7 separate regions of the Homo sapiens genome follow, and regions 2, 3, 4, 5, 6 and 7 are each linked to region 1. The links are chromatin contacts, found by Hi-C or POLR2A ChIA-PET in ENCODE. All regions are on one chromosome and are shown on one strand. The core of a region is the stretch at or near the end of the contact, and the rest is flanking DNA. Distances in the headings are between cores, read along the strand shown. Region 1 holds the start of GNAI2 (G protein subunit alpha i2). Region 2 holds the start of RPL29 (ribosomal protein L29). Region 3 holds the start of PFKFB4 (6-phosphofructo-2-kinase/fructose-2,6-biphosphatase 4). Region 4 holds the start of IP6K2 (inositol hexakisphosphate kinase 2). Region 5 holds the start of NDUFAF3 (NADH:ubiquinone oxidoreductase complex assembly factor 3). Region 6 holds the start of QRICH1 (glutamine rich 1). Region 7 holds the start of MANF (mesencephalic astrocyte derived neurotrophic factor).

Region 1 (2,570 bases), core at 27-2,526:
CTGGGCTCACCCGCAGGGGCAGCAATATGTCGGCTGTCTCACCACTTCCACTTCCCCCCACTCCTCTAGCAGCCACCATCTTTTCTGGCCTTGGAGGCGGCCACAACCCTAACTCCTCCACTCTCTCTCCTACTTCCCAGACTGGCCTTCGAAACTGGAAAACATAGAGCCTCCTTGGGAAGCCTGAGGCCTGGCCCCCTCCCCCAGCGTGACCAGTGGAGCCTCAATCCAGCCCCGTGGGGGTTCTGCATAAGGCAGCCTAGGCCCTCTCCAACCCAGGGCTCCCGCCTCCTAGCCCAGCCCACTTGGTGCAGGAAGGGTGGAGGGATCTGGGGAAGGCCAGAGTGTAAGAGGACTTAGGGGAGGATCAGCAGAGGGTTTCGGGAGTGATGCCTGCAGAGAAGGATCTGGAGGGCAGGAAGCAGGGAGCAGGGCTCGCTGAAGGGGTTCCAGCTGGAGATGGGGCTCAAGAGCAGTTTCCCACTCGAGAGGTTCCTTGGGTCAGAGTGCACAGGTGGAGGATACAGATTCCAGACTAGGGATGGGGCACAGAAGGAGAAGGAGGGAGTGGGTGGGGGGCCTGGCAGGGGCCCCGCGGGATGCTCATGCCCAATAGGAATAAAAGGCGCAGGTGAGGAAAACAAGCGGAGCCTGAGGGTTGGGGAACAAGTGGCGGGCATCCTGGGGGTTTGGGCAAAGTGTAGGGAAGGATGGCGGGGCTCTGAAGTTCTGTGAAGCTAGTTAGCAAGGGGGGATGGCCAAGCAGGGCACTGGACCGCGGGTGTTGGGGCACTGTTGACTGGATTTGGAGGTCTGGGGTCTGGGATGAGACAGGGGTCTGGTCTAGAGTCTGGGCAGGATCAAAGGTCTAGTCCAATCTAGAGTTTTCAACCCTGGTCCTGGCCCAGGTGTGGGGTCCCAGACAGCCCGGGTCTGGGAGTTTGAAGCCCTAGTCTGGGAGGTCAAAGTCCTTGTCTGGGGATTCGAGCTGGGAATCAAGGATCCCAGTGCGGGACGCGGCCTCACCCAACAGCAGCAACTTCACCTCCCGCGCCGCCTTCTCTCCGTCCTCCCGCAGGTTCTTGTCGATCATCTTAGAGCGCTCGGCCGCCGCCTTGTCCTCGGCGCTCACGGTGCAGCCCATCCCGCCGTCCGCCGGCCCGGCCGCCGCCCGGCCCCCACACGGCCCACGGCCCGGCTCGGCCCCGCCCGACCCACTCCGCTCCCACCACCAGCCCTCTGCGGGAAGCACTCGGGTCGGCAGTTCCGAGCGACTGCGGGAGGCGCCTTCCCTACCGCCGCGCACCGACGGCGGGGCGGGCCGGGGGTGGGGCCTGGGCGAACCAAGCCTGTGACTGGGCCGGGGCGGGCTTGCAGGCGGGGCCAGAGGAGATTAGAGGCTGTTGATTGGCTCGAGGGCGGAGCGAAGGGGGAAGTTAGGCGCAGCCCAGGCTCGGGCCTGGGCTGCAGGCGGGGCCACGCGGAGAAAAGGCAATAGGGGTGGTTCCAAACCCCGGGACCCGGCACTGGGCGGGCTGCAGGCGGGACCGGGCTGTGATTGGGTGCGGAGCGCCGGGAGCTCTGTTGCTGGACAGCCGGGAGGGCGGATCTGTTAACCCGAGGGTGGGGATCCGGTGCCCTCGAGGGCAGAGCAGGAACCAGCCCTCTGAGCTTCTGCGAGTTGGGCGAGTTAGGTGGAGGAGGCGTGTCTTTGTCATTTGTTAAAGTTAATGAGTCCAGTAAACTTGTTTTGGGATCTACGAACTCGGGAGCCTTTCTGGACTGCGGTTTTCTCAGTCTTAAGGCGGGTTTACCGCCTTCTCCCTCTGGGTTGCAGCTAGTCGAAAAAGGAAAAAAAAAGGCCGGGCGCAGTGGCTCACGCCAGTAATCCCAGCACTTTAGGAGGCCGAGGCGGGCAGATCACTTGAGGTCAGGAGTTCTAGACCAGCCTGGCCAACATGGTGAAACCCCATCTCTACTAAAAATACAAAAATTACCCGGGCGTGGTCGTGGGCGCCTGTAATCCCACCTGCTCAGGAGGCTGAGGCGGGAGAACTGCTTCAACCCGGGTGGCGGAGGTTGCAGTGAGCCGAGATCGCGCCATTCATTGCACTCCAGCTTGGGCGACAGAGCAAGACTCCGTCTCAAAAAAAAAAAAAAAAATTGGTTTCCATCTTTACACCTTTGCCTAGGCTGTCTCCTTTAGCTGGGTGGCTTCTCATATCCATCCTTCCCCAATCTACCGGGAGGCATTCTTCGGCAGGCAGCCATCCTGGACTCCAATCTGGGACCAGGCAATCAGGACCCAAGGGAGAAAGGGAGAGAGGATGAGAGGGTGGAGAGGGAGGAAGAGAGGAGGGCGGGCAGGCAGGGTGAGGGGGTTGGGAGGGAAGAAAGAGGAAGAAGTTGCCACTGGACTTCTAGAAACAAAAGTGGCCATGATCTTATGACCTGTCTCTTCCATGGCCTGTCCACGTCTGGAGGTGGCCATGATCCCACATCCCACCCTCCTGTGGCCTGTCCCCACTGGGCAATGGCTGCAACCCTATGGCCAGGCAAAGGTGGGGTGG
Region 2 (2,570 bases), core at 31-2,530, 1.8 Mb before region 1:
GGAAAATGAACTATAGGGGGAAGAGGTGGAGAAGGCAACAGAGTTGTTAGAGGCAACAATTTCTCAATTCTGATGTCCAACAGGCATCTCACATTTAATGCATCCAACAAAAATATCTGGCTCATCATTCCCCCTCAAAACAAAACAAACAAAGCCCCTGCTCCCCACTCAATCTTCCATCTCTGTAAACAGCCCACCATTCACCCAGTTGTCAAGCCAAAGACATAGGGGCTATCCTTGCCTCCTTTTTCTCCCTCATCTTCTGTGTCCCAAGTCCAGTACTCTTTCTTTGTCCACTCCTCTGCATTCCCACTGTCCTCCCTCAGGTCCAGGCAGCCCTCTCTCCTTCCTCCCCTCTGCTCCTTCTCCACGAAAGAGTCAGGCGTGCTTTTCTTTTTTTTTTTTGAGACAGAGTCTCGCCCTGTAGCCCAGGCTGGAGTGCAATGGTGCGATCTTGGCTCACTGCAACCTCCACCTCCCAGATTCAAGCAATTCTCCTGCCTCAGCCTCCAGAGTAGCTGGGATTACAGGCACGTGCCACCACGCCCCGTGAATTTTTTTTTTTTTTTTTTTTTTTTTTTTGGATTTTTAGTAGAGATGGGGTTTCACCATGTTGTCCAGGCTGGTCTGGAACTCCTGACCTCGTGATCCGCCCACCTCAGCCTCCCAAAGTGCTGGGATTACAGGGGTGCTTTTAAGAACACAGATCGGCCAGGTGCGGTGGCTCACGCCTGTAATCCCAGCACTTTGGGGGACAGAGGCGAGCGGATCGCGAGGTCAGGAGTTCGAGACCAGCCTGGCCAACATGGTGAAACCCCGTCTCTACTAAAAATGTAAAAATTAGCCGGGCGTGGTGGTGGGCGCCTGTAATCCCAGCTACTCGGGAGGCTGAGGCAAGAGAATCGCTTGAAACCGGAAGGCGGAGGTTGCAGTGGGCCGAGATTGTGCCACTGCCCTCCAGCCTCGGTGGAAGAGCGAAACTCCGTCTCAAAAAAAAAAAAAAAGAAAAAGAACACAGATCTTCTTGCCCAACAACATCCCTCAAGGACTCCTTTCTTTTTCAGTATCTTGAATAAGACTTAAGAGACAGGTCCTGGAGAAACAGAGAAGGGAGGAGGCAGCCTGAAGGGGGCGGAGGCAAGCTCGTAGCACCGCCTCCACGTCTGGCTTGCGTTCTTCCGGGCTTCGGAACTTTTCTTCGCGGAGCCTGGGGAAGCTTTTCCAGTAGTACTTTCCGGCGTTGTTGACCCTATTTCCCGTGCTGCACCGCAGCCCCTTTCTCTTCCGGTTCTAGGCGCTTCGGGAGCCGCGGCTTATGGTGAGTGTTGGCCGCGCGGCATCCGATGCCATCCGCGACTTACGGGTGGCGGCGGGGCGCGGGCTGCGGAGAGGACTGGTGACCGACCGTGTGTCTGTCGGGAGCAAAAGCTGCGGGGTGGGAATGGTGCTTCTAGGTCCTAGGAGGGGGATGGCAGGGAAAGCCACTTTATTGGGGAATGCAGCTTTCCGGGGGTAAGGAGTTGATTTCAGGGCATCATTACCTGGGTTTGGGAGGCCAGGACTGGCGTTTGGTCGTGCAGAGTAAGCCGAGACTCGTGGAGGCTGCACATTCTCTGCCTGCAGGCTCATTCTGACCAGAATGGGGGGGGCAGAGGTGGCCCAGCCTGGCGAGCCCTTAACCCTGATCTCCACTTTTGTCTTCCAGGTGCAGACATGGCCAAGTCCAAGAACCACACCACACACAACCAGTGTAAGTTTTTTGGGCCCTGCCTACATCCCAGACCCTGGCAAGGACTGGTTCAGGCAAACTGGGACAGAGATGAAGGGGCACGTTTCCATTGTGGGCCTGAGGCTGATTGATTTCACCCAGTAATAACTTTAGGGTTTATAGGTTTAGAGATCTACTTGAGATACAGAGTGTTTTGCATTTAGTAGTAAGGGTTTCCCATATCTCAAGTGTAGCTGCTGTAGGAAGTGTTGGTTCTCCCAGACTTGCCAGCTGTGATGTTGGGTGGTCTTATTAGAGGAAAGTTCTTTGTTGGCTTAATTCCCTTTTTTTCTCCCACAGCCCGAAAATGGCACAGAAATGGTATCAAGAAACCCCGATCACAAAGATACGAATCTCTTAAGGGGGTGAGTGCACTGAATCACATGGAAGTGTCTTTTCTTGGTTCCAGGTGCACAGTCAAGGCCTCTCATGTAGTTTTTCTCTAGCTTTGGCTTCTGCCTGAGCACAGCCTAACTGGCCCACCCAAAGCCTGCAATTCCTTTTTCTACCCTACCAGACCCATAATAAAGCTTTCCTTGGTCTCCACAGCCTGAAGTGTAACCCTCTGGTCAGGGTGTAACCTGCCTCCTGAGGGCAGTTTGGCTATCTCCCTTGCTTGGCAGTGGCACTTAGGGTAAGGAGTGGCCTTGTCTGAGTGCGTGCAGGGCACATTCCCACACTGACCAGCCTTATGACCTCCATCTGACCCAGTGCTGGAGTTGGGGTCAGCTTCTCTTCCTGTGTCAGGGGGTTCTAAGGATTAGCTGAGAAGGCTGGAGGGTCTAGGGGAGAGCTGAGCATG
Region 3 (2,570 bases), core at 31-2,530, 1.7 Mb after region 1:
CTTAGAGATTGACATACTTAATTTATACTGTAATACTGTAAGATAGACAATGTGCACATCCCATTTTCCTGAAGAGAAAATGTTATTAACATATTATTTTCAAAAAATATGTAAAACTTTAGTTAAAAAAACCAAAATACTAAAAATCAAAAAAAAATTGTAAAAAATGAAATTCTGGAAAGACGATTAAGATACTCCCAGGGCTTAGTGAGTACCCAAAGTACTTGGTTACTAAGTGCCACGCACGGCCGGGCGCGGTGGCTCACGCCTGTAATCCCAGCACTTTGGAAGGCTGAGGAGGGCGTATCACCTGAGGTCAGGAGTTCGAGACCAGCCCGGCCAACGTGGTGAAATCCCGCCTCTACTAAAAATACAAAAATTAGCAGGGCGTGGTGGTGGGCGCCTGTAATCCCAGCTACTTGGGAACCCGAGGCAGGAGCATCCCTTGAACCCGGGAGGCGGAGGTTGCAGTGAGCCAAGATAGCGCCATTGCACTCCAGCCTGGGCAACAGGAGCGAAACTCCGTCTCAAAAAAAAAAAGTCCCACGCATTTGCTCCCAGCAGCCAAAGCAAAGAAAGAGGAACAATATTGAAATGTGTTTTGAGTCTCTATCCATGAGGTAAAAGAGCTTTTCCAGCGTGGTTGAGCATGCTCCTATGGACGGCGGAAGAGTCCCGGGGCTCGGAGCAGTCAAGGGGGACCCCGAGGAGGGGCAGGAGGGCGCAGCGGAGTTGACGGCTGGGACTGCAGGCCTACTGGCCCCTGTCGGCTCTGACCAACCTGGCCGTGCGGGTCACGTAGGCCTCGTCCCACTGCATGAAAACCCCTCCCTCCTGGGGGCCCTGGGCTCCCTAGCAAGGAGGTAGCAGAATTCACGCGTGCCGCTGCTCAGGGATGCAGCGCCAGGGCGGAGCCCGTAGGTGGGGCCTATGCAAATCAGCGCGGGCAGGTTGGGAGAGCTGAGTTTGCGCATCCGGGGCGGGCCTGCACAATCCGGGCCTTGAACTGGGGCGGGACCAGTACAATCCGGAGTTGAGCATGCGCATTCTCGATCCTGGCCTGAAGAACTGGGCCCACTTGTTCCAAAACGGGCGGGTAGGTGAGTTGGGCATGCGTGGTCGGAGGCCGGGCCCCTTTCAGCTGGGGCGGAGCCTACTCACTCTGGGGCGGGACCTGCGGGAAGATAGACATGGGCTGTCGCGGCTTGAGGAGGGGCGGGGCCCAAGGGGCGGGACCTCGGGTGGCCCGAGGTGGCCCGGCTGCTGGGTTGGAAGCGGCGCAGTCCGACTCATCCCGGCCCCGGGATGGCGTCCCCACGGGAATTGACACAGAACCCCCTGAAGAAGATCTGGATGCCATACAGCAATGGGCGGCCCGCTCTGCACGCTTGCCAGCGCGGTGGTGAGGCGGGGTCCTCTGGGAGGAGGTGGGAGGTGCACCGGGATGGGTGGGTAGGGCGGCCTGGGCGGGGGTCTCGCATGGAGAAGGGGCGGGAGACAGATGGGGAACCGGGGACAGGTGAGGTTGCCGTGACTGGGGAGGCTGCTGGGGACAGGTGAGGCGGTCGTGACAGTGGTGGGCCAGAGACAGGTGTGGCAGAGCAGGGGGCGGGGACAGGTGTGTGGGGGCATATCGGCTTGGCGGTGGCTAGGTCTGGCCACCATCACCTCGGGGAGGGCTCTGGCCCCCTCGCTTCCCTCTCCAATCCCCATCGCCCCCAGTCTGGGGAGGACCCTGTGGGCACCCCAGGCCCTTCCCTCTCTCCTGGCCAAGGAGTGTGGGCCGGGTTGTTGGACTGGAACTGAGCTGTGTGGCCCTAGGTGAATTACTTGGCCTCTCTGAGCCCAGAACTTTCAAAGGTGGGCTAGTTTTCCAACAGGAGGAAGGGTGCCTCTTGGCCTTAAAGCTGAGCTTGGGCAGGAACTTCAGCAGAGATGTGCTCAGGATAGAGACAGAAAAGTATGCCGTGTGGGCCTGTGTCTGTGTCCCGGGACATGTAAGTATCCACCTGGGGTCATGGGTGTACAGTAAAACTGGAGAGTGAAACAGCTAGGAGAATGCTGAAATTCATGGAATTGTTAAGGGGCTCACCTCTCCTAGGGTCCCAGGTGTTTAAACCGCTTCCTTGAGTTTCTGCCTGTCCTTAAATGAGCTGGCAGTTTTTTTTTTTTTTAAGAGATGAGTCTCGCTCAGTGGCCCAAGCTGGAGCAAGTGCAGTGGCGCGATCATAGTTCACTGCAGCCACGACCTTCTGGGCTCAAGCAATCCTCCCACCTCAACCTCCCGATTAGCTGGGATTATAGGTGCGCCACCACACCCAGCTTTTTTTTTTCTTTTTTCTTTTTTTTTGTAGAGACAGGGTCTTGCTATGTTGTCTGGGCTGGTCTCCAACTCATGGCTTCAAGTGGATCCTCTGGCCTCGGCCTTCCGAAGTGTTGAGATTACAGGCGTGGGTCCTGGCCTGCAACTTTTTTATTACCAGGAAAAGAAAGATTTGTTTTAGGAGTAACTGAAACATTGTAATGAATTTGCAGCTTGTCCAGCACCTCAGAGAACATCTAGTTTAACA
Region 4 (2,570 bases), core at 33-2,532, 1.5 Mb after region 1:
AGATGCTATCACTCAATTTGGGGAAAGTGGGGTGAAGTAGGTTTGGCGGATGAGCCAGTGTTAGGGTAGCACAAGTTGCGTTTGAGATGCCAGCAACTGGAAGTCAGAGTGCAGATGTCTAGTTGACAGTGGGACTAGTGAATCTGCCACTCAGGAAGGGTCTGGACTGGACAAACACTTTTAGGAGTGATTGACATGTAGGTGGCATTTGAAGTCATGAGCCTGGATAAGATTTTGGAAGAGTGAGTGTAGACAAAGAGAAAACACACAGATGAGAAACTGGTGAGACTGGAGGAAACCAGGAGGACATGGAGCCCTGGAAACCACATGCTAAGGTGAGAGGAGCTGCTCACAGAAGTCTCTCCTATCCACTGTTATAAGGTCAGGGATATTTATTTATTTTCCTTTTTTGTTCACTGCTGTATTTCCAATACCGAGTGTAAGTGCTTAATAAATACTTGTTGAATTAAAAAGTGTATGAGTGAATTTACACCTTTGCAAATGCCCAGTACACAGGGCTGCAACATTGTTCTCCTTTACAGAAAGAGCAGAGATCAGGTAGGAGGCTCTGCCCATTCTCAGTGGCACTAACCCTCTCCTTTGCCTTTCACAGCTATGCTGACATTCACTCAGGTGAGAGCCCTTCTGTCCAACACAGGCCCAAGACAAATGAGCCTCAGACAAGCCCTGTGGTGTGGTGCTTGGTGGGAGCTGGGTTGGGCACTGGGTCATCCACCAGTCCCCAGAAAACTCTATGGCCACTTCTCTGTCCACCCTTCCATATCTAATAATCTGTCTGTCTGTATCTATAACCATTTCTTTGTCCACCGTCTACAGGCACTCTTTTGTCCCTCTTTCCGTCTATTCACATCCAGTCTTCTGTCCATCTGCTAGAGTGACCAACTTCCCAGTTTGTAGTGGACTGTCTCTGTGTTAGCATTGAAATTCCTGCATCCTGCGAAATCGCTCACTACTGAACAAACCAAGACTGTTGGTCAATCCATCTGTTTCCCAGGTATCCTGCTGTCCATCGGCCCGCAGCTAGTCTATCCACCCAACCGCCCGTCAGACCTCCGGCCCACCCTCCCAGACGGAGGACAATGCTCCGCCCTCTCTGGCCCCGCCCCCAGTCACCGCCTTTTCCGGAAGCTGCTGCAGCGAATCCTGGCACCCTAGCAACAGCGCCTTTCAGGCTGTCCAGTCCGCGTGCGCAGCTCCTAGGACGAGCCAATAGTGAGGGGCACCGGGAGCGAGGTGCAGGGGGCGGGGCTCGGCCTGGCCGCAGCCATTTTGGTGCGAGAGAAACAATAGGACGGAAACGCCGAGGAACCCGGCTGAGGCGGCAGGTAAAGCTCGCGTCCTATGGCCCTAGTGCCCGAGGAGCTTTGAGGGAGATTTTTTCAGGCTACTGGGAAACGGGATCTCTGATCATTGGAGTCTCCCAGGTTATTTGGGAAAGACTTCTTCCGTGGTCATTGTGGGGGAAATCTCCCGGGGTCCCTGTGGATTCGATTTCCCTGGGTCATTTGGGAGGAGGGTTTTTCTTCTGATCATTGGGGGAGGGATTTCCGTGGTTTTGGGGGTCCAGCATCCTCCCCGGTCATTGGAGGGGGTCTCCCGGGTTTGGGGGAGGGCAGGATCTTTCCTGGTCATTGAGATCTCCCCGGGTCTTGGGAAGCGCAAGATCTACGGTGTCATTGAGGGGTCTCCCCAGGTCATTGGCGGCCACGATCTCCCCAGATATTTGGCGGGTGGAGGGGTCTTCCCGGATCTTTGGATAGGGAGTCAGCTCAGCGCCTCAGGTACTGTTACCTGGGGTCGGCAGATGTGCAGCCATTTTGAGTGTTGAATGCCATTTGGGCCCGTCAGATGGTGTTCGATGAGGGAATCTACACACTTAACCTTATTATAGAAAAAATGCCTTTAAATGGATAAGAGGACACCTTTATAGTGATATTTCCACTCTTTACGTTTGATTACAGACCGCTTTTGTCTTTTGCATCCTAATGGCTTATTTCATTTTAGGATTGTATTCGTTCTCATATATCAACTAAGCTACACTAGCAGAAAAGTGAGTGAAAATAAAATGTAGAAACCAGTAAAATCCAGTGCTCTTAAATACCAGGGAAAACAGAACTAGTCACTGCTTGGAATTAAACATTTCCGTAGCAGAATGTACACAGAACAAAAAATCATCTTGAATAGTTTTAAGAAAAAGTACTGGCACTTTGGAACGTGGTAACAAAAATGTTGTAGATCATCGGTTCTATGATATTTTTAATAGAGGACCATGATTACAGTAATTTTGTTGAATTCTAGTGTTTAAAATGTTTGCTGTATTTGCAGTTGTAGCCAGGTAATATTTTAAGTGAACTAAGATGCTTATTTATATAGGTTGTTGCTGTGGGGTTTGTATAATTGCATCGTGTAACTTGGGTGTTAAGTATTTAAAGAGAAGCTTCAGGGTGTTGTTTTAACTTTAGCCACTATCAGAGTTAGAAAGGGCCAAATGAATACTTTATCACATTTGACATAATAGGCAAATTGATGGCCTAGTAACTTTTTTTTTT
Region 5 (2,570 bases), core at 18-2,517, 1.2 Mb after region 1:
GTAATCTAGATGAAAAAGTGACTCCTTGGTTTCTTCACATTCCCCTCCAAGAGCCCAGTGAGCCATCAGCTCCTGGCCAGCAACACACCTGATACAAAATGGGAGAAGTGTATAAATTATTATGTTGATAAGCAAGATAAGTGCCAAAGGGTAGATAAGAGTGAAAGCATTGGGAAGCCTGGCAGAGTGCAGTCAGCAGGTCAGTTCCTGGCGGTTCATTGAGCAGCTTGGCCCAAAGATGTAAGTGAAGTCCCTCCTGGTGGAGGGATGAGAGCAGCTCCAGTTACTCGGCCTTCATGACACAGGAAGTTGAAGGTGGCACAGGCATTGGGCTGCAAAGAAAAGGCCAGCATCAGCCTGTCTAGCGCCAGGCCTGTGCTCCCCGCAGCATGCCCCAGTCCCGGGACTCACCGTGTCCTGCACTTCCACAGCAATGCCCCGCTGCCTCATGGCTTGAAGCACCTGGGACTGCAGCCTCTCGGTCCGGTCTCCAGTCCCCACCACCACGATCTCTAGGGAAGGGTGGGTGTGGCTAGTCTACAGTTCTGTTGAGAGGCTGCAGTGGGGGTCGCCTTCTGGGGCCCAGAACACCTCTGTTCTCCCTCCCCTTCCCCAGTACCTATCCGGGGCTCCAGCAACCAGAAGAGGGAAAAGCTGTCTTCGGTGATGTCCTGGTGGGATCCCACCTGTGCAGGGAGGAGGCACATTTAATACGACAAATCCACGCAGCCTCTCCCCATCTCCATCCACTGCAGGAGGAGACAGAGGAAAGCCAAGTTTGCAGGGACCAAGCAGGGTGAGGGCCTGTGACTCTGGGCCTCAGTTTCCACACTGCGGGCCAGGACTCACGTTCCACTGCACCACCGAGTGCGGGAGCAGAGCGCAGGGGCCGAGCACGCGGTTTCCGTTTATCATGAAGCCGCGGCTGTTGTAGCTGTCGATGTACATTGCCTGAGCGGCCTCGCGTTGCAGCAGAGAGATGCGCGTCCGCTGATACAGCTCGTCATCCGCCGGCGAGAGCCGATGCCCTCGCCGCGGGGCCCTGCGGAGGGAAAGGGTCAGGGGCGCGGGGCCGGGCCGGGCAGCCCGAGAGGCCGGAAGGTGCTGGGCTGGCAGTCGCCGGCCCTAGGGGGCTGGATGGTCGAGGGCGCGGGGTCCAAGCTCACCAGGGAAGCTCAACGGGCGGACAGCGCAGCGAGGGTCGCGCTCGGTACAAGCTACGTAGCGCGAGAGCGGTGGCCATGGCTGACCAACGCGCGGCGAAGTCGTCACCGGCGCCGTTAGTCCCCGGGTTGGGAGGGCCCTGCGGAGCCTGACCCAGCGTGGCTGCAGCGCCCCCTGCGTCCCGGAGGGCACCGCACAGCTCGACCGGCCCAGCAGGCGAGTGTCCTCAGTCTTAGGAGGCCGAGTTCCCCGACCTCCGGCGCAGCTCCAGTGTCAGCACCTGCCGCCCTCCCCGCCCCGGGCCCTTGCCCATAGTCCCGGGGGAGTGGAACACCTGGCAGCGTGGCCACCCTCAGGGCGTTGCCTGGGCCGCAGCCGCGGCCTGGCCCCCGGGCTCTCAGCTATTAAGCCGCGCTCCCGGGGCGGGGCGACCGCCCACCTGGTCGCGTCCCGAACACCTGGCCAGGCGGTGGGTGCCAGACTTCTAGCCCCTAATTCCAGCCTTTGGGGCTTCGGGCACCGTGGGCGGGGCAGCCGGCTCAAGTTTCTCCGGCTAGACGCGGAAGCACGCCCCGCCCTAACCGTCACCCGCGCGACCGTTGGCCTCTCCGCAGCGCGCGGAGAGGGGCGTGGCCGAGCGTGGATTGGCTTCTCGGGTTCTCTAGGGGGCGTGGCCAGGTGGTTTCTCCTTAAAATGGCTCCAAGTCTGCAGGCAGCCAGAGCAAGCGGAAGGGCAAGCTGTGATAGTGTTTGGGTGGCTGTTCGGCTGGCCCAGACCAGGCCGAACCGGACCAGACTTGAAGTAGAAGCGCGTGGAGCATCACCTTGTCCTCGTTCACTCTGCTCGCGTCCTGGGAGTCCCCCGTCCCCCGTCTTGATCCAAGTCAAGGGCCTACTGGCGCGAGAGTCGCTGGCCCCCGCGCGGGGTTTGGGCATCTCGGCACGCCGGCTCTGTCGTGGCCTCAGGGGAACATTGTCGCTTTCGCTACCCGCGGGGCCGGGCGAGCGGGAAGCTCGGCACAGTGGGAGCCTGGTGGTGGGTCTCCTGGGGCCGGTCGCAATGGGTTTCCGGGGGTCCCGCGGCTGCTCTGTGGACCCCTTCGGCCCCTGGTGCTCCGGGCGCTGGCAGCGTCACCGGACAAAGGCCACCGAGCGCGGGGGTGTCCCCGAGGTGGACGCGCGGGTTTACTTCCTCTCCGGCCCCACGGGCGCGCTTCCCTCCTGACGGATTCCGAAGCCCGCCCCACCACCGTCACCGCACCAGTGGCCCAGGCTTCGTGGGACCAACAGGGCTAATCCTGCCCCACGGATCTAATCCGGATCGGGACCCGGTCCCAGGGGAGGCCCCCACCTCCCCTTCTATTGTTCTGTGGCCCAGGTGAGCGTCTTGTTCCCTCTAGACTCCG
Region 6 (2,570 bases), core at 31-2,530, 1.1 Mb after region 1:
ATCTGCCCGCCTCGGCCTCCCAAAGTGCTGGGATTGCAGGCGTGAGCCACTGCGCCCAATCAGCCTATAATTCTTTTTTATTTTTGAGACGGAGTCTCACTCTTGTCCCCCAAGCTGCAGTGCAATGGTGTGATCTCAGCTCACTGCAACCTCTGCCTCCCAGGTTCAAGCAGTTTTCCTGCCTCAGCCTCTTAAGTAGCTGGGATCACAGGCATGCACCACCACACTCGGCTAATTTTGTATTTTTAGTAGAGACGGGGTTCACCATGTTGGCCAGGCTGGTCTCAAACTCCTGACCTCAGGTGATTCACCCGCCTCGGTCTCCCAAAGTGTTGGGATTACAGACTTCAGCCACCGTGCCCGGCCCATTCGGCATATAATTTTTGAGTGCCTACTACGTGCCAGGCAAAGTGAGATGGGGCATACGTGCTGTGGTGGCCTTCCAAGTTCACGGGAGGGGAAATGGGTGACCAAGCACTGTATGGGAGCGGTCTCCCTGGGGCCTGTGCAAGACTGGAAGAGGTTCCTGACCCAGCCTGGGCCTCAGAAAACATTACTCTAACGAAGTGACTTCTGAAGGGAATCACGAAAGACTACGGGGAGTTTGCCAGGATAAGAGGAACAAGGGCAAAAGCTCCGAGGCAAAAAGAGTCTACAGCAGGCTGGAAGCCCTCTGGGGGCAGTGTAGGCTGCTGCTGAGGCCCGAGTGTGCCTGCAGCTTTAACGCCTTCCACATTTTCCCTGTATACAAACACTAGGCTACCCGGGGGCCCGCTTTAAGGTGGACCCAACTGCGGAAGGCTGAACTCAGATGGCAGCAGACAGCGGGAGTACCAGATGCTGACTCCTCCAGGAGGTGAGCAACCTAGAGGCTTCCCAGGCAGGGCACGGCTGGGGACGCCAGGCCCAGGACAGAAGTTTGTGGGGTCCACCTTAAGCGAGAGGCCGAGCCTGGCCAGGCCCCGCCCCGCGTGGGCGTGCTCGACCAAAGGAGGCTCTGGCGGGCGACGGAAGGTGGGTCCAAAGAGCTAGCTTGGAGCCCTAGCCTTCCGAGACTCCACTACTAGGCCAAGCCACGGCCCTAGCTCCGCCCCACATGGAGAGGCGTCCATGGGCGGAGCGAGCCGCTCCATACCCTAGGATCCACTATCCGCTCTAGCGGCCAGAAGCGCGGCCACCTTCCCCTGCTGAAGCGTTCACTTTAATTTTGGCCGGTAGGCAGTCCCAGATCTCGCGGGATCCGACGCCCCGATTATCGCGAGAGGAGCAATCGGCTCCTATTGGCTGTGAGGGTTGAATGTAAGATGGCGCCCAGGGAGCTGTGAGGAGAAAACCCTGTCGGTCTTGGAGCGACGACGGCAGAACCAGGGTCCCTGGCGGTGCGGCGGGGCCGGCGGGTGCAGCGGAGGCGGCGGCGGCGGCGGCAGTGACGTCGCCGGGTGAGGGCTCCAGTGCGGGTGGGGATGCGGCGAAGCTGTAGGCCTGAGACGGGGGGCCCACCCCACACAACGGCGGGCGGGGGCGGGCGGGCCACTACCGCTGGGCCCTGGAGAGTTCGGGGCGGCTCCGGAGCCGAAAACGTTCCTGGGCTAGCGCACCCCGCCCTGTGGATGGGGGAGGGGTGGCCCGGGGATTTGGGTGGGCGCGGCGCGAGATGGCGCGCCGGTGCGGGCGCGCGGCTGAGCCTGTTTTTACGCGCGCGCGCTGTGCGGCTCTCGGTGCGCGTGGCCGCCGACGTGCGCGTTCCCGGCCCGGATATCTCTGCTCTAGGAGCTGTGGCCCGTGGGCAACCGCGGCTTTCTGGAGCGCGCGCCCGTGACGACCCCCAGTTTTGGGGCGCGCGCTCTGATATCGGGTGGCGGTGCTGCCTCGAGAGCGCGCAGGAGGCTTCTGCTGAGCAGAGGGCCGGCCGCGGCTCGTTGCGCTGGGAAGGTTGAGGATTGGGTCCTTTCTGGTCTGGTGACGTTCCCGGGCATCCGTGGCCTCGGCCTGGAGAGAAACCAACCAGCTTTGCTGTCTGGCTTGCGGTTCCGCTCCTCTGTGAGGGGGGCGAGATTGCCCGTTCTCCTCGAAGAATGCCGTTACTTGAGGCCCAAGTACGGTGCGGGTGCTTGGGTAGGGTGTTTCTCTGCTTCGGAAACCAAGCCCTCTTGGTTTGAGAGGGCAGTGAGCCCCTTCGGATTTCCTCACCTTGTACTGGGCTTTCTGCCGGGCAGGGAAGGTTAATATTAGAAGGCCCTTGAGTGGTACCTGCTTATCTTTCATTAGAAACTAATACGTCCATAAGCGTAATTCATACACGTCACCTCTGTGCGCTCCGGAAGGGAATTCGCTTATGTGGCCCATGTGAACTCCGAGCTCTAAAATGCCAGTTTAAATCCTTAAACGCAGCTTTTCTTTTGCGTAAGTGGGAGGGGCTTACTTTATTATATTAAAGGCCCACCTTTGCCTCAGCCAAAAAGTTGGCCTTAAACAAAATGGAACAACCTGAGAATCAGTGCTTTACCTTTTTTGAAATTGCAGAAATCCCAGCAGAAATTACTAAAATCTGATAGTGTATCACTGTAAAA
Region 7 (2,570 bases), core at 49-2,548, 1.1 Mb before region 1:
CCCCTGATATTCCCAGTGCCTAGCACATAGTAGGTGCTTAATAAAGACTAACAGGATAAAAAAAAATCACAGTTGCAGAACACATGCTGCTTTGGGAAGGACATAGAAGCACTTCAGTCTTCTCACATTAGTTTATGGAGAGAGTAGCTGGCTTCCTGAACAGAGAGGTGGGCAAGGCCTTTTATCAAACGGCTGGTGAAGCCGAGGGTTAACATGAGCCAGGGCCAGTTGGGGAGGATCACCAGCTACTTACCAACCGATTCTCTTTGCCTCTTGCTTCCCGGCAGAACTTTATAAGTTCGTTTTCAATAGTGGCTGGTGAGAATGTGACATCTCTGTCTTTGAGGTCCTGGTAAAATCTTCCCAGATAAGAAATACAAACTGGAAAAGAGAGGGACGGGAGATGCTCAGCAATCACCAAGCTGTTCCAATCCACCAGAAAAGAACTCCGCCAGCAATTTTAATAGGAGACACGGAGATGAATCATTAGAGGTGAGCTTTTCCATCACCGATTTTTCTCAGGTGTCTACAGGTAGACAGAACCCGGTTCCAAGTGGCGGGGGTCCCCTGGTACACCCAGGGCATCAAAGGACCAAGCATCACCCAATGACCTATAAACGACTTCTCCCTGCTCCTTTCATCAAGTTTAAGCCCATGGTGAACACGTGTCCTTGAGACGGGACTCACTGTGACCTCATAAATGGAGAGACTGGAAGGTGAAGAGAAAAATGATCAAAATGCTGCTGCTAATTTCCAAATACAACAGCGGACCCAGAGGTGCAGCTTCGTGATCCCAACAGACAGGGCGCAGCACCCACGGCCAGCCCTGGAGCTCCCGACGCCGAACGGGGAGCGGTAACCTCTAGATGGTGGTGGGGACAATAACTCAGGAGTGATGGAGATTTCAGGACAAGTTTTCAACGGGATCTAGTCTCAACTTTTCTTCGTCGGACCAATGTTTTCTAGGCCCAAGAAAGATTTACTAGGGCGGGCGCCGGAGCCTCCTCATGCAGGCCCCGCGGGGACCTGCTGTCGCCCCCGCCCCCGCCCCCGCCCTCGCCCTCTTGGCCCCGGCCGTCTGGTGATGTTGTGGGGTTCAGCGCCGCCGCCAGAACGGTCACGGAGCGCGGCCCCCGGCCCCCTATCCCGCACCTTCGCAGTCGCCCGGCCGCAGCGCCCGGCTGCCCGGCAGCACGCTCAGAGCCAGCGCCACCGCCAGCCCCTGCGTGGCCCACATCCTCCTCATCCTCCTCATCCTCCTCCTCCTCCTCCTCCTCCGCTGCCGCCGCCGACCGACTGAACCGCACCCGCCGCGCCGCACCGCCTCCAAGTCCCGGCCGCGCGCCGTAGCTCCCCATTGGCGGGGGGCCCCCCGGCGCCCTCCCACATGCCACTTCCCCATTGGTCCAGGAGCCGCGAGCCCAGACGGGCGGCTCCACGCTGCCCTCCCTCATTGGCTGGTGGTGTCTGAGCCCTAGACAGTTGTCGGCCGCTGATTGAACCCGGGCTGGCCGCAGGAAGCGACTACAGCAGCGACGGAAGCGGTGTGGGCCGCCATCTTGGGTAAGGGCAGCGACTGTGGCTGAGGCTGGGTACTGCTAGCTGAATGGGGTTCGGCCACGCCTTACATCTGTTGAGTTGACCCGCGTACCCCTGCCCTGGGCCCCAGGCTCCCTCGAAAACCCCTGCTGATCTCCTCGCCCGGACTCCGACTCGTGGTGCAGGAGTTCTGGGGTCAGCCAAGACAACAGGTTAGGCAGGAAGGGCGGGCGGCCGCAGGCAAGGCTCAAAGAGGTTTCTTTTTTCTTCTTTCATTCGCGTGGGCAACGGATCCAACCTTTGAAAGCCCACCTGCTGATCCTCCACCTGACCGGAGCCCGCCGTGCATAGGCTGATAGGAGACGTGCGGGGTGGACGGACTGCGGGACATCTGAAGGAAGGGCTCAAGGCGCGCCAAGCTCAAAGCTGGGCCGCCACTCTAGACCGTGGAGGGAAGCGCCCGGGCCAGATCATCGGTCGAGGACATGGGGTCGCCTCAGAGTGGGAAGGTGAGGGGCTCGGGAGGTGCCCTTACAAGCTCTGAATCGTGGCTTGGTGGCTGGCCAGCCTCCTCCTGCCTCCCCGGCTAGGCCCTCGGGGTCCCCCGCTGCCGTGGGACCTCCTGAGTGGGGTCCCGGGAATCACCAGAGAAGCACTGGAGGATGTTTCCTTTTCGACTGCCCTCCTTTCAAGTGCCCTCCTGGCTGCCTGCCTTCAAGGCAGGATGCGGGAACCGTTGGCTCTACTCAGTGCAAAAAGGACATGTCTATAGGGCTAAAAAGGGCTTGGAGCCCGGCGACAAGGGTTGGAGAGGGGCACATCCTCTGCTCCCATTCAGTGAATTCAGTGGATCAGTATCACGTATTTATCTTTAATTCACATCACAGCAGTCAAGGAAGTGGGGAAAGGGGGAAAAAAAATCAAGTGGCAGATATTTACATCTAAAATTCACATTACTTGTTGGATTTTGAACATGCTACCACAATATATACAGTAAAATACCTCTTGGGACAATGGTACAAATTTTGTTT

The links. A loop is a pair of places that touch in the nucleus more often than their neighbours do. ChIA-PET counts read pairs that join two places held with the same protein, here RNA polymerase II (POLR2A). Pooled maps may share reads with other maps.
Region 2: a pooled map shows a loop between it and region 1 (5-fold over the local background). The contact joins the promoter of RPL29 here to the promoter of GNAI2 in region 1. A Hi-C loop is called at or near these places in 1 of 37 single-sample maps with no recorded cell type and 6 of 50 pooled maps. POLR2A ChIA-PET finds 5 or more read pairs at or near these places in 2 of 52 experiments (activated T-cell and naive thymus-derived CD4-positive, alpha-beta T cell).
Region 3: a map with no recorded cell type shows a loop between it and region 1 (11-fold over the local background). The contact joins the promoter of PFKFB4 here to the promoter of GNAI2 in region 1. A Hi-C loop is called at or near these places in 1 of 37 single-sample maps with no recorded cell type and 6 of 50 pooled maps. POLR2A ChIA-PET finds 5 or more read pairs at or near these places in 1 of 52 experiments (H1).
Region 4: a map of B cell shows a loop between it and region 1 (15-fold over the local background). The contact joins the promoter of IP6K2 here to the promoter of GNAI2 in region 1. A Hi-C loop is called at or near these places in 1 of 168 maps with a recorded cell type or tissue (B cell) and 8 of 50 pooled maps. POLR2A ChIA-PET finds 5 or more read pairs at or near these places in 1 of 52 experiments (activated CD4-positive, alpha-beta T cell).
Region 5: a loop to region 1 is called in a pooled map, with 26 times the contacts of the local background. The contact joins the promoter of NDUFAF3 here to the promoter of GNAI2 in region 1. A Hi-C loop is called at or near these places in 2 of 37 single-sample maps with no recorded cell type and 12 of 50 pooled maps. POLR2A ChIA-PET finds 5 or more read pairs at or near these places in 2 of 52 experiments (AG04449 and activated B cell).
Region 6: a map of naive thymus-derived CD4-positive, alpha-beta T cell shows a loop between it and region 1 (8-fold over the local background). The contact joins the promoter of QRICH1 here to the promoter of GNAI2 in region 1. A Hi-C loop is called at or near these places in 1 of 168 maps with a recorded cell type or tissue (naive thymus-derived CD4-positive, alpha-beta T cell), 1 of 37 single-sample maps with no recorded cell type and 9 of 50 pooled maps.
Region 7: a map of CD8-positive, alpha-beta T cell shows a loop between it and region 1 (4-fold over the local background). The contact joins the promoter of MANF here to the promoter of GNAI2 in region 1. A Hi-C loop is called at or near these places in 2 of 168 maps with a recorded cell type or tissue (CD8-positive, alpha-beta T cell and naive thymus-derived CD4-positive, alpha-beta T cell), 3 of 37 single-sample maps with no recorded cell type and 12 of 50 pooled maps.

Annotation. Positions count from the first base shown.
Region 1 is chr3:50,234,910-50,237,479 of GRCh38, reverse strand. It overlaps GNAI2 (G protein subunit alpha i2), which reads right to left and starts at 1,276. Exons shown (of 9, transcript NM_002070.4): 1 at 1,027-1,276. The coding sequence starts at 1,144. RefSeq lists a silencer at 1,069-1,528 and enhancers at 1,398-2,008, 2,009-2,570.
Region 2 is chr3:51,994,605-51,997,174 of GRCh38, reverse strand. It overlaps RPL29 (ribosomal protein L29), which reads left to right and starts at 1,280. Exons shown (of 4, transcript NM_000992.3): 1 at 1,280-1,318; 2 at 1,706-1,750; 3 at 2,069-2,133. The coding sequence starts at 1,714. RefSeq lists an enhancer at 1,176-1,335.
Region 3 is chr3:48,555,513-48,558,082 of GRCh38, reverse strand. PFKFB4 (6-phosphofructo-2-kinase/fructose-2,6-biphosphatase 4) reads left to right here and starts at 1,280. Exons shown (of 14, transcript NM_004567.4): 1 at 1,280-1,402. The coding sequence starts at 1,306. RefSeq lists enhancers at 568-657, 788-877.
Region 4 is chr3:48,715,933-48,718,502 of GRCh38, reverse strand. IP6K2 (inositol hexakisphosphate kinase 2) reads left to right here and starts at 1,282. Exons shown (of 6, transcript NM_016291.4): 1 at 1,282-1,346.
Region 5 is chr3:49,020,818-49,023,387 of GRCh38, reverse strand. It overlaps NDUFAF3 (NADH:ubiquinone oxidoreductase complex assembly factor 3), which reads right to left and starts at 1,267. Exons shown (of 5, transcript NM_199069.2): 1 at 1,167-1,267; 2 at 850-1,042; 3 at 620-686; 4 at 412-512; 5 at 1-332. The coding sequence starts at 1,243. The coding sequence ends at 216. It also overlaps a transcript of DALRD3 not described here. RefSeq lists silencers at 877-926, 987-1,106, 1,147-1,246, 1,467-1,656, 1,693-1,895 and an enhancer at 1,411-2,180.
Region 6 is chr3:49,092,781-49,095,350 of GRCh38, reverse strand. QRICH1 (glutamine rich 1) reads left to right here and starts at 1,280. Exons shown (of 10, transcript NM_198880.3): 1 at 1,280-1,439. RefSeq lists enhancers at 706-1,045, 1,156-1,275, 1,644-2,156 and a silencer at 1,396-1,645.
Region 7 is chr3:51,384,019-51,386,588 of GRCh38, reverse strand. It overlaps MANF (mesencephalic astrocyte derived neurotrophic factor), which reads right to left and starts at 1,298. Exons shown (of 4, transcript NM_006010.6): 1 at 1,153-1,298; 2 at 254-381. The coding sequence starts at 1,246. DOCK3 (dedicator of cytokinesis 3) reads right to left here. Exons shown (of 53, transcript NM_004947.5): 53 at 2,391-2,570. RefSeq lists a silencer at 1,103-1,472 and an enhancer at 1,533-1,882.